Linked DNA regions of Homo sapiens: region 2 is linked to region 1. Evidence: chromatin loops called from intact Hi-C (ENCODE). Cell type or tissue: Caco-2. All regions are shown on one strand. Each heading gives the region's core, and the rest is flanking DNA. Links, peaks and the distances in the headings are about the cores only. Region 1 has its middle 11 kb from the start of NDUFC2-KCTD14. Region 2 overlaps RSF1 (remodeling and spacing factor 1).

What was found. A loop is a pair of places that touch in the nucleus more often than their neighbours do. Peaks named below come from ENCODE experiments on the same cell type or tissue, not always from the same donor. Only the 100,000 strongest peaks of a DNase experiment are listed, where the experiment ranks them.
Region 2: it touches region 1 in a loop (9-fold over the local background); 1 of 110 quality-filtered maps calls a loop at or near these places.

What each region holds. Positions count from the first base shown.
Region 1 is chr11:78,088,453-78,093,831 of GRCh38, forward strand. No RefSeq gene overlaps it. Among named protein-coding and RNA genes, the nearest start is that of NDUFC2-KCTD14, 11 kb to the left of the region's middle. In Caco-2, for the core only: no CTCF peak of the experiment used is centred there; a DNase peak (open chromatin) is centred at 2,269.
Region 2 is chr11:77,799,571-77,804,949 of GRCh38, forward strand. All of the region lies in intron 1 of RSF1 (remodeling and spacing factor 1), which reads right to left. Among named protein-coding and RNA genes, the nearest start is that of RSF1, 18 kb to the right of the region's middle. In Caco-2, for the core only: no CTCF peak of the experiment used is centred there; DNase peaks (open chromatin) are centred at 1,264 and 2,091.

The sequences.
Region 1 (5,379 bases), core at 307-5,306:
TTTTAGTAGAGACGGGGTTTCACCGTGTTGGCCAGGATGGTCTCGATCTCCTGACCTCATGATCTGCCCACCTTGGCCTCCCAAAGTGCTAGGATTACAGGCGTGAGCCACTGCACCCGGCTGTTTGTTTTGTTTTTTTGAGACGGAGTGTCACTCTTGTTGCCTATGCTGGAGTGCAATGGTGCGATCTTGGCTCACCACAATCTCTACCTCCTGGGTTCAAGTGATTCTCCTGCCTCAGCCTCCCGAGTAGCTGGGATTACAGGCATGCGCCACCACGCCTGGCTACTTTTGTATTTTAGTAGAGATGGGGTTTCTCCATGTTGGTCAGGCTGGTCTCGAACTCCTGAACTCAAGTGATCCACCTGCCTCGGCCTCCCAAAGTGCTGGGATTACAGGTGTGAGCCACCACGCTTGGCCCAGATCTATGATGTGCAAATATTTTCTTCCATTCTGTAAGCTGCGTTTTCACTCTGCTTCCTTTGATGTACAGGAGTTTTAAAGTTTGATGTATTCCCGGCCGGGCGCAGTGGCTCACACTCCTAGCACTTTGGGAGGCTGAGGCAGGCGGATTGCCTGAGCTCAGGAGGTCGGGACCAGCCTGGGCAACATGGTGAAACACCGTCTCTACTAAAATACAAAAAATTAGCCGGGCGTGGTGGCGGGCGCCTGTATTCCCAGCTATTCAGGAGGCTGAGGCTGGAGAATCACTTGAACCCAGGAGGTGGAGGTTGCAGTGAGCCGAGATCATGCCACTGCACTCCAACCTGGGTGACAGAGCAAGACTCCATCTCCAAAAAAAAAAAAAAGTTTGATGTAGTCCCATTTGTCTAGTGTTGCTTTTGTTACCTATATTTTTGGTGTCATATCCAAGAAATCATTGCAAAATCCAGTGTTCTGAAGCTGTTTTCTTTTCTTTTCCTTTTTTTTTTTTTTTTTTTTTTTTTTGAGACAGGGTCTCAGTGTCGCCCAGGCTGGAGTGCAATGGCACAATCTTGGCTGACTACAACATCCGCCTCCTGGGTTCAAGTGATTCTCCCACCTCAGGTTCCCAAGTAGTTGCGATTATAGGCGTGAGACATCACACCAGTTAATTTTTTTGTATTTTTAGTAGAGACAGGGTTTCGCCATGTTGGCCAGGCTGGTCTCAAACTCCTGGCCTCAAGTGATCCACCTGCCTCGGCCCCCCAAAGTGCTGGGATTACAGGCATGAGCCGCCACGCCTGGCCTGAAGTTGTATTTTCTTCTAGGAGTTTTAGATCTTATAGTTAGGCCTTTAATCCATTTTGAGTTGGTTTTTTTTTTTTTTTTTTTTTTTTTCTGAGACAGAGTCTTACTCTGTCACCCAAGCTGGAGTGCAGTGGCGCAGTCTCGGTTCACTGCAACCTCCACTTCCCGGGTTCAAGCAATTCTCCTGCCTCAGCCTCCCAAGTAGCTGAGATTACAGGTGCCTACCACCATGCCTGGTTAATTTTTGAATTTTTAATAGAGACAGGGTTTCACCATGTTGGCCAGGCTGATCACGAACTCCTGACCTCAGGTGATGCACCCACCTTGGCCTCCCAAAGTGCTGGGATTACAGGTGTGAGCCACCATGCCTGACCATTTTAATTTTTGTACGTGGTATAAGGTAAGGTTCCAACTTCATCTTTTGCATGTGGATATTCAGTTTTCCCAACACAGACTATCCTTTCCCCCGTGTATAGTCTTGGCACTCTTGATGAAGATCACTTGGCCATATACACAATGGTTTATTTCTAGGCTCTCTATTCTGTACCATTGGGTCTATCTATGTGTGTATGCCAGTACCATATCATCTTTTTTTTTTTTTTTTTTTTTTTTTTTGAGATGGAGTCTTGCTCTGTTGCCCAGGCTGGAGTGCAGTGGCACGATCTCGGCTCACTGCAACCTCCACCTCCCGGGTTCAAGCGATTCTCCTGCCTCAGCCTCCCAAGTAGCTGGGACTACAGGTGCATGCCACCACACCCGGCTAATTTTTTTGTATTTTTAATAGAGGTGGGGTTTCACCGTGTTAGTGAGGATGGTCTCGATCTCCTGACCTGGTGATCTGCTGAGTCTGTCCCGCAGACTCTGGCTGAGCAATGGATGAAAGAAGTACACTGACACAGGTGTTTTGCCTGACAGCGCAGCTAGGGCTCAGCACCACTGACGAGAGAGTGCAGCAGCCACCGAGAGAGTGCAGTCCCAATAAGCTGGCCCTGCTCGCATTTATGTAGTACATATTTAATGACAAAGGGTTGAAGCAAACACAGTTTGTGGGTAATAAACATTGTTGACCCCCCAGGTAGAGAGCAGTCCTGTGCTCGAATGATCAAAGGTTGGTTTCTGGAGACAGAAGTAAACAAATTTATCTAGATAAGTTTCTTTACATTCCCTTGTTATCTGCCCTTTGCTCTCAGGCTCCGGATAAGAAAATTTGACTGCCTTCAGCCATAATTCCCTTCCGAAGCTTTTGGAAAACCTCCCGGCCTTCCAAGAAGGTTTGCGTCTTTCCCTATAACTTTTTCTTACAACTTTTCCCACCACCCTGACAGAACTCCTACAGTGATCCACCCGCCTCAGCCTCCCAAATTGCTAGGATTACAGGTGTGAGCCACCACACCCAGCCCCGCCCCGCCCTTTTTTTTTTTTGAGTCAGTCTTACTCTTTGGTGCAGGCTGGAGTCCAGTGGCATGATCATGGCTCACTGCAGCCTCAACCTCCTGGGCTCAAGAGATCCTCCCACCTCAGCCTCCTAAGTAGCTGGGGCTACAGGCCTACACCACCCCAGCTGCCTAATTTTTTTTTTTTTTTTTTTGAGACAGAGTCTTGCTTTATCGCCCAGGAAGGAGTGCAGTGGCGCGATCTCGGCTCACTGCAAGCTCTGCCTCCCAAGCTCACACCATTCTCCTGCCTCAGCCTCCCAAAGTGCTGGGATTACAGGTGTGAGCTACCACACCCGGCCTTCAGCTGGCTAATTTTTTAAATTTTTTGTAGAGATGGAGCCTCACTATGTTGTCCAGAATGGTCTTGAGCTCCTGGGCTCAAGCAATCCTTCCACCTCGGCCTCCCAAAGCATTGGGATTACAGGTGTGAGCCACTGTGCTAGCCTTATATATACACTCTGATGCTAATCTTTTGTTAAATATATGGCAGATATCTTTTCCAACTATTCTGCTTGCCTTTGAATGTTATTTATGGAGTCTGGGGTGGTTGTCATAAAGTGTAAACTATTGGTTTAGTAAAATGTATCAATCTTTTTCTTTGTTGTCTATGTTTTTAATATTATTAAGAAGCCTTGTTTTTTCTAAGACCATAAAGATATGCTCAGATATTTTCTTCCCAAGTTTTAGCTTTGCATGTTTAATCCATTCGAATTTTTGTTTTTGTGTTGAGTGTGAGGAATATTACACGTGAAAACTGGCCGAACATCATTTATTATTAAAGTCCATCTTTTCCCTACTAGTATTTAATGCCTCCTTTAATACACATCACGTTCTCACAAATGCCATGGTCTATTTCTGAAATCTACTTTGTTCCACAGTTCTCTTTACCAATTACTATACCCATATCATACAATCTAATAACCATAGTGTTGAATTGTTCTTTAATATCTGATAGGGTGTATCATCTACTTTTTTTCAAAGCTAATACATGTTAGCAATTATTATTATTACTATTCGTACACCTTTAGACTTCCTTATGATTTTAAAATCACCTTGTCAAGTTATTTGAAAAATCTCATTAGGGTATTGATTAGAATTTCATTAAATTTATAGACTCCTATGGAAAGAACTGATATATTTAAAATGCTGAGTCTTCTGATCTATGAACATGGTATATATTTATGCATTTATTCAAATTTCCTTTTATATCCCTCAATAAACCATTAGCATTTTCTCTACAAAATTCTTGAACATTTTCACTAGTATGTCTCTAGATATTTATAGTTTTTGTTACTGTTGCAAATATCTTTATATTCTATTACTTTTCTAATTGGTTAATTAGAATGCTGCTCTTGTAGTCAGCAATTTTGCTACACTTTCCTATTAGTTCCAATAGTTTTCCACTTGATTCTGTTGGGTTTCCCCATATCCTTGGCAACCTTTGCCTGTTGTCTGTTGCCATTGCCGAACTTTAATTTTTGCCAGTCTTCTAGTAGAAATGTTATTTCACTATGGTTTTGCTTTTCCTTTATTATTAGCAAAGCTGAATATATTTTCATATTTATTGATTCTTCTATAGTTTCCTCTTCCATGAATGAATTGGTTGTTCATCTTTTACCCATTTTTTAAAAATGTTTTAATTTTTTTTGAAGAGATGGGATTTCACCATGTTGCCTCAGCTGGTCTCGAACTCCTGGGCTCAAACAATTCAACCGCCTTGGTCTCCCAAAGTGTTGGGATTACAGGCATCAGCCACCACACCCAGCCAATCTTTTTCTTTATGGTTTATAGTGTGTCTTTAAAAATTCTTTCTGGCTGGGCCTGGTGGCTCACGCTTGTAACCCCAGCACTTTGGGAGGACAAGGCAGGTGGATCACTTCAGGTCAGGAGTTTGAAACCAACCTGGCCAACATGGTGAAACTCTGTCTCTACTAAAAATACAAAAATTACCTGGGCGTGGGGACTTGTGTTGGTAATCCCAGCAACTTGGGAGGCTGAGGCAGAAGAATTGCTTGAACCTGGGAGGTGGAGGTTGCAGTGAGCTGAGATCGCGCCACTGCACTCCAGTCTGGCCGACAGAGTGAGACTCTGTCTCAAAGAAAAAATGGCAAAGAATATCAACACAGTACTCAGGAGAGAAAACACAAATGGCTACGCTGAGCACAGTGGCTCACACCTGTAATCCCAGCACTTTGGAAGGTGAGGTGAAAGGATCGCTTGAGCCCAGGAGTTCAAGACCAACCTCAGCAATCTAATAAACCATTTCTATTTAAAAAATAATGAAAATAGGGTCAGGTATGGTAGCTCATGCCTGTAATCCCAGCACTTTGGGAGGCCAAGGCAAGTGGATCACTGGAGGTCAGGAGTTCAAGACCAGCCTAAGCAACATGGTGAAACCCTGTCCCTACTAAAAATACAAAAATGAGCTGGGCGTGATGGTGCACACCTGTAGTTCCAGCTACTCAGGTGGCTAAGGCAGGAGAATCTTTTGAATCTGGGAGGTGGAGGTTGCAGTGTGCCGTGATCGTGCCACTGCACTCCAGCCTGGGTGAGGAGCAAGACTCCGTCTCAATCAATCAATCAAATACAAATGGCTTTTAAACATATAAGAAGTTTCTAACCTCTCTCATAAGAGAAATACAAATGAAGATAACAGATGTCACTGGCAAAGCTTGATGACACAGTAAATTGGCAAATGTGTGAATAGGCATCC
Region 2 (5,379 bases), core at 86-5,085, 290 kb before region 1:
TACAAAATATTTCCATTAACCCAGAAGGAAATCTTGTCCTTTCAAATTTCACCACCCCAATCTCGGGCAGCCATTAATTTATTTCCTGTCTCTATGAATTTGCCTATTCTGAATTTGTCATGTAAATGGAATCACACTCAAAGAAAAGAAAAGCTGGTTGTTTGAAAAGATTAATAAAATTGATAAACCTTTAACTAGACTGATGAAGAAAAATAGAAGACTCAAGTTTCCCAAGTCAGAAATGCAAGCAGGGATAGTACTAACAACCTTACATAAATAAAAAGATTATAAAAGAATACTATGAAAATTGCATGCCAACAAATTAGATAACCTGGATGAAATTATCAACTTCACTGAAACAAACTACCAAAATGTACTCAAGAGGAAACAGAAAATGTGAATATCCCTGTACAGAGTAAAGAGACTGAGTCACAAATCAGCTTTCCCACAAAGCACTGCAGCTACGTGGGAGGCTAATGTGTGAGGATCACTTTAGATCAGGAATTTAAGGCCAAAGTGCCCTACGATTGCTCCCGTGAATAGCCACTGCACTCCATCCAACCTGGGTGACGTGGCAAGACCCTATTCTCTAAAAATAAATAAATAAATAAAAATAAAGTTTAGGAAAAATTTGGCTGTGGTAGGGCGTAGTGGCTCATACCTGTAATCCCAGCACTTTGGGAGGCCGATGTGGGTGGATCACTTGAGGTCAGGAGTTGGAGACCAGCCTGACCAACATGGTGAAACCCCGCCTCTACTAAAAATACAAAACTTAGCCAGGTGTATTGGCACACACCTGTAATCCCAGCTTTGCGGGAGGCTGAGGCAGGAGAATCATTTGAACCCGGGAGGCAGAGGTTGCAGTGAGCTGAGATCACACCACTGCACTGCAGCCTGGGCAACAAAACAAGAACCTGTCTCAAAAAAAAAGAAAAGAAAAAAGTATTTTCCACAAAGAAAGCCCAGTACCAGATGGCTTCACTAATTCTACCAAACATTTATAAAAGAATTAACACCAGCTGGGTGTGGCAGCACATGCCTGTCATCTCAGCACTTTGGAAGGGAGAGGATCACTTGAGGTCAAGAGTATGAGACCAGCCTGGGCAACACAGCAAGACACTATCTCTACAAAACACTCAAAATTAGCTAGGCTTGGTGGCAAACACCTGTACTCCCAGCTACACAACAGGCTGAGATGGGAAGACAGCTTGAGCCCAAGACTTCAAGGCTGAAGGGAGGTATGATTGCACCACTGCACTCCAGCTTGGGCTACAGTGAGACTCTGTCTCTTCAATTAGCTGAGTGTGATGGTGCACCCTAAGTTCTCAGGAAGCTGAGGCAAGAGGACTGCTTAAGCCCACTAGGTCAAGGTGGCAGTGAGCCATAATCGCACTATCGCACTCCAACCTGGGTAACAGAGCCAGGCCTTCTCTCTCTCTCTCAAAAAAAAAAAGAATTAATTCCAATCCTTCTCAAACTCCTCCAAAACACAGAAGAGGATAGAACACTTCCCACACTTCCCAATTCATTTTATAAGGCCAGGATTACCTTGTATATATAAGAATACATGGTTGGGGCTGGGCTCAGTGGCTTCCACCTGTAATCCCAGCACTTTGGGACACCAAGGTGGCTGGATCACCTGAGGTCAGGAGTTTTGAGACCAGCCTGGTCAACATGGTGAAACCCCAACTCTACTAAAGATACAAAAGTAGCCGGGTGTGGTGGCACATGCCTGTAGTCCCAGCTACTCGGGAGTTTGAGACAGGAGAATCACTTGAACCCAGGAGGCGGAGGCTGCAATAAGCTGAGAGCTTGCCACTGCACTCCAGCCTGGGCAAAACAGAGCAAGACTCCGTCTCAAAAAAAGAAGAAATACATATTCGATCTTTGCTCCACAGTTCCTGACACAGAGCTCCTAAAATCCTTGTAAATTCCTGAGTGATAGGGCACTAGCAGCATCTTTTGTTCTAATATGTGCTCTTTGGACCTGGTTCCTGACACAGAGCTCCTAAATTCCTTGCAATTTCCTGAGCAATGGGGTAACATGCGTGTCTACACAGAGCTCTTAAATCCCGTGGAATTTCCTGGGTGATAGAAGCCTCTTTTGTTCTAATGAGGCAACTCTTGGTGGGCTCCTGGAATCTTCAGAATGAGAACTGGTCACCAGGAAGACCAAGCCATGATTACATGCCTAGAGCCTGGAACTTTCAGCCCCATCCACTTCCTCCAGAGAGCGAAGAGAGTCTGGAGACTGGGTTAACAATCAATCATGCCTACATGATGAAACCTCCATTAAAAAAAAATCCCTAAACTGGCTGGGCATGGTAGCTCATGACTGTAATCCCAGTACTTTGGGAGGCTGAGGCAGGAGGACCGCTTGAGCCTAGGAATGCAAGAACAGCCTGGGCAACAGAGAGAGACCCCATTTCTATAAAATAATAATAATAATAATCCCTAAACTAGGATTTAGACAGCTTCTGAGTTGGTGAATGCATTCATGTGCTGGGGGACAGAAGCGCCTGCACTTGGGACTCTTCCAGATCTTGTTTACCCAGCGTACCTCTTCATCTGGCTGCTCGTTTATAACCTCCATAATAAAGCTGAAACAGAAGTAAAGTGTTTCCCTGAGTTTTGTGAGCCAATACAGTAGGTTATTGAACCTAAGAAGGAAGTTGTGAGAACCCCCAATTTGTAGTCAAGTCAGACAGAAGTGTGGGGACCCTTGGAACCCAATACTTGCAACTGATGTCTAAAGTGGGAAGGCAGTCTTGTGGGTCTGAGTCTTTAATTTGTGGGACTGTGGTAACTCTAGGTAGTAAGTGTCAGAATCAAATTAAATTTTAATACACCCACTTGGTGTGTGCAGAGAAATGGAAAATTGCTTGGTGTGGAAAAACCACAAATTTGGTGTCAGAGTATTCTGTGGATAGAAGGAACAAATTTTCATTTACTTTAATACTGAAACCATTTAATTAATTAATTTTTTTTTTGAGACAGAGTTTTACTCTTATTGCTCAGGCTGGAATGCAATGGCGCGATCTCAGCCTACTGCAATCTCCGCCTCCTGGGTTCAAGCGATTCTCCTGCCTCAGCCTCCCAAGTAGCTGGGATTACAGGCACGCACCAGCACGCCTGGCTAATTTTGTATTTTTAGTAGAGACAGGGTTTCACCATGTTGGCATGTTGGCCAGGCTGGTCTCGAACTCCTGACCTCAGGTGATCCATCCGCCTTGGCCTCCCAAAGTGCTAGGATTACAGGAGTGAGCCACCAAAACCATTTAAAAGATATCACAAGAAAAAAACTTTCAACAATGTACTAGCAAACTATGATATATAGCGCCTCTCCAGTGCCTCTCACTCCAGCCTGGGTGACAGAGTGAGGCCTCATCTCTAAAAAACAAACAAACAAAAACCTAGCAAACTGAATTCAGCAACATATGAAAGACATTATATACTATGAACAAATGGGACGGGATAGGGGCTAGCCATGCCAGAAGGACCTATTGTGAGATTAGAGGGTAGGGGCTTTATGCCACGTAGTTTCAGCCCAACCTCCAGGGACAGGATAGGAACTAGAGAGTGAGTTGTTTGTTTTGAAAGAGGGTCTCACTTTGTTCCCCAGGCTGGAGTGCAGTGGCACAACCATGGCTCACTGGAGCCTCCACCTCCTGGGCTCAAGTGATCCTCCCGCCTCAGTCCCCCAAGTAACCAGGACTACAGTTGCATGTCACCAAACCCAGCTAATTTTTTTATTTTTTGTAGAGACAGGTTTCAACATGTTGCCCAGGCTAGTCTTGAATTCCTGAGCTCAAGCGATTCACCCACCTCGGCCTCCCAAAGTGCTGGGATTACAGGCATGAGCCACTGTGCCTAGTCAAGAGTGAGTTCTATCACAAAACAAATACCCTAATAAAAACTGTTATGTTGGCTGGGCATAGTGGCTCATGCCTGTAATCCCAGCACTTTGGGAGGCCAAGGCGGGTGGATCACTTGAGGTCAGGAGTTCCAGACCAGCCTGGCCAACATGGTGAAACCCTGTCTCTACTAAAAATACAAAAATTAGCCGGGCATGGTGGTGCGCACCTGTAATCCCAGGTACACAGGAGGCTGAGGCAGGAGAATTGCTTAAACCTGAAGGCGGAGGTTGCAGTGAGCCAAGAGCACGCTACTGCACTCCAGTGTGTGCAACAGGGTGAGACTTCATCTCAAAAAAAAGCTGTTATGCATGGCCAAGTGTGGTGGCTCACACCTATAATCCTAGCGCTTTGGGAGGCCAAGGCAGGAGGATCATTTGAAGCCAGAAATTCAAGATCAGCCTGAGCAACATAGTGAGACCCCATCTCTAGAAAAATATAACTAAATTAACTGGGCATGGTAACATGTGCCTGTAGTCCCCCCTACTTGGCAGGAGGATCGCTTGAGCCCAGGAGCTCAGGGCTGCAGTGGGCCATGTTGCACCACTGTACTGCAGCCTGGGCAACAGAGCAACACCCTGCCTGAAAAGAGAAACAAAAAACTGTCATACTGAGCAGTTTCCTGACTGGTGAACACAATGATGTGCTGGGAAGGTGACATGCCCTGATTCTACAGGGAGAGTGCACAGAAGCTCTGCATCCAGGACCCTTCCAGACCTTGCCCTATGGGTCTTTTCATCTGGCTGGTCTTATGTTGTATCCTTTATAATAAAGCCATAACTGTAAATAAAGCACTTTCTTGAGTTCTGTGAGTCATTCCGGTGAATTACAGAACCTGAGGTGGGTTATGGGAAATCCTCAGATTTGTAGCCTGTCGGGTAGAAGGGCAGGTAGCATGGGGACCCCACCTATAGCTGGCATGTGAAATGGGGACAGTCTTGTTGGTGACATTCTACCTTGTAAAATGATGGAACCATCCTTCACTAAATAAATGGCATGAGACCAGCCTTTACTTATAGCTCAAATAATATTACAGGTCTATATAAGCACATGGTGTCTAATAGTTGGAGAGCCAGCCACGGTGGCTCACGCCTGTAATCCCAGAACTTTGGGAGGCCAAAGTGGGTGGATCACTTGAGCCCAGAAGTTTAAGACCAGCCTGGGAAACACAGTGAGACTCCATCTCTAGAAAAAAAAAATTAGCTGAGTATGGTGACACGTTCCTGTGGTCCCAGCTACTCAAGAGGCTGAGGTGGAAGGATAGCTTGAGCTCAGGTCAAGGCTGCAGTAAGCCGTGATTCCACCACTATACTCCAGCCGGGGTAACAGAGCAAGACCTTGTCTCAAAAAAGGCTGGATAAAGAGTTGTTCCTCAGATGGAATTCAAGTCAAATTATATTTCTTCTAGACAATTTTTCAAGATCAATCAGGAATCTCTTTACCAACTTTCAACCCCCACAAACAC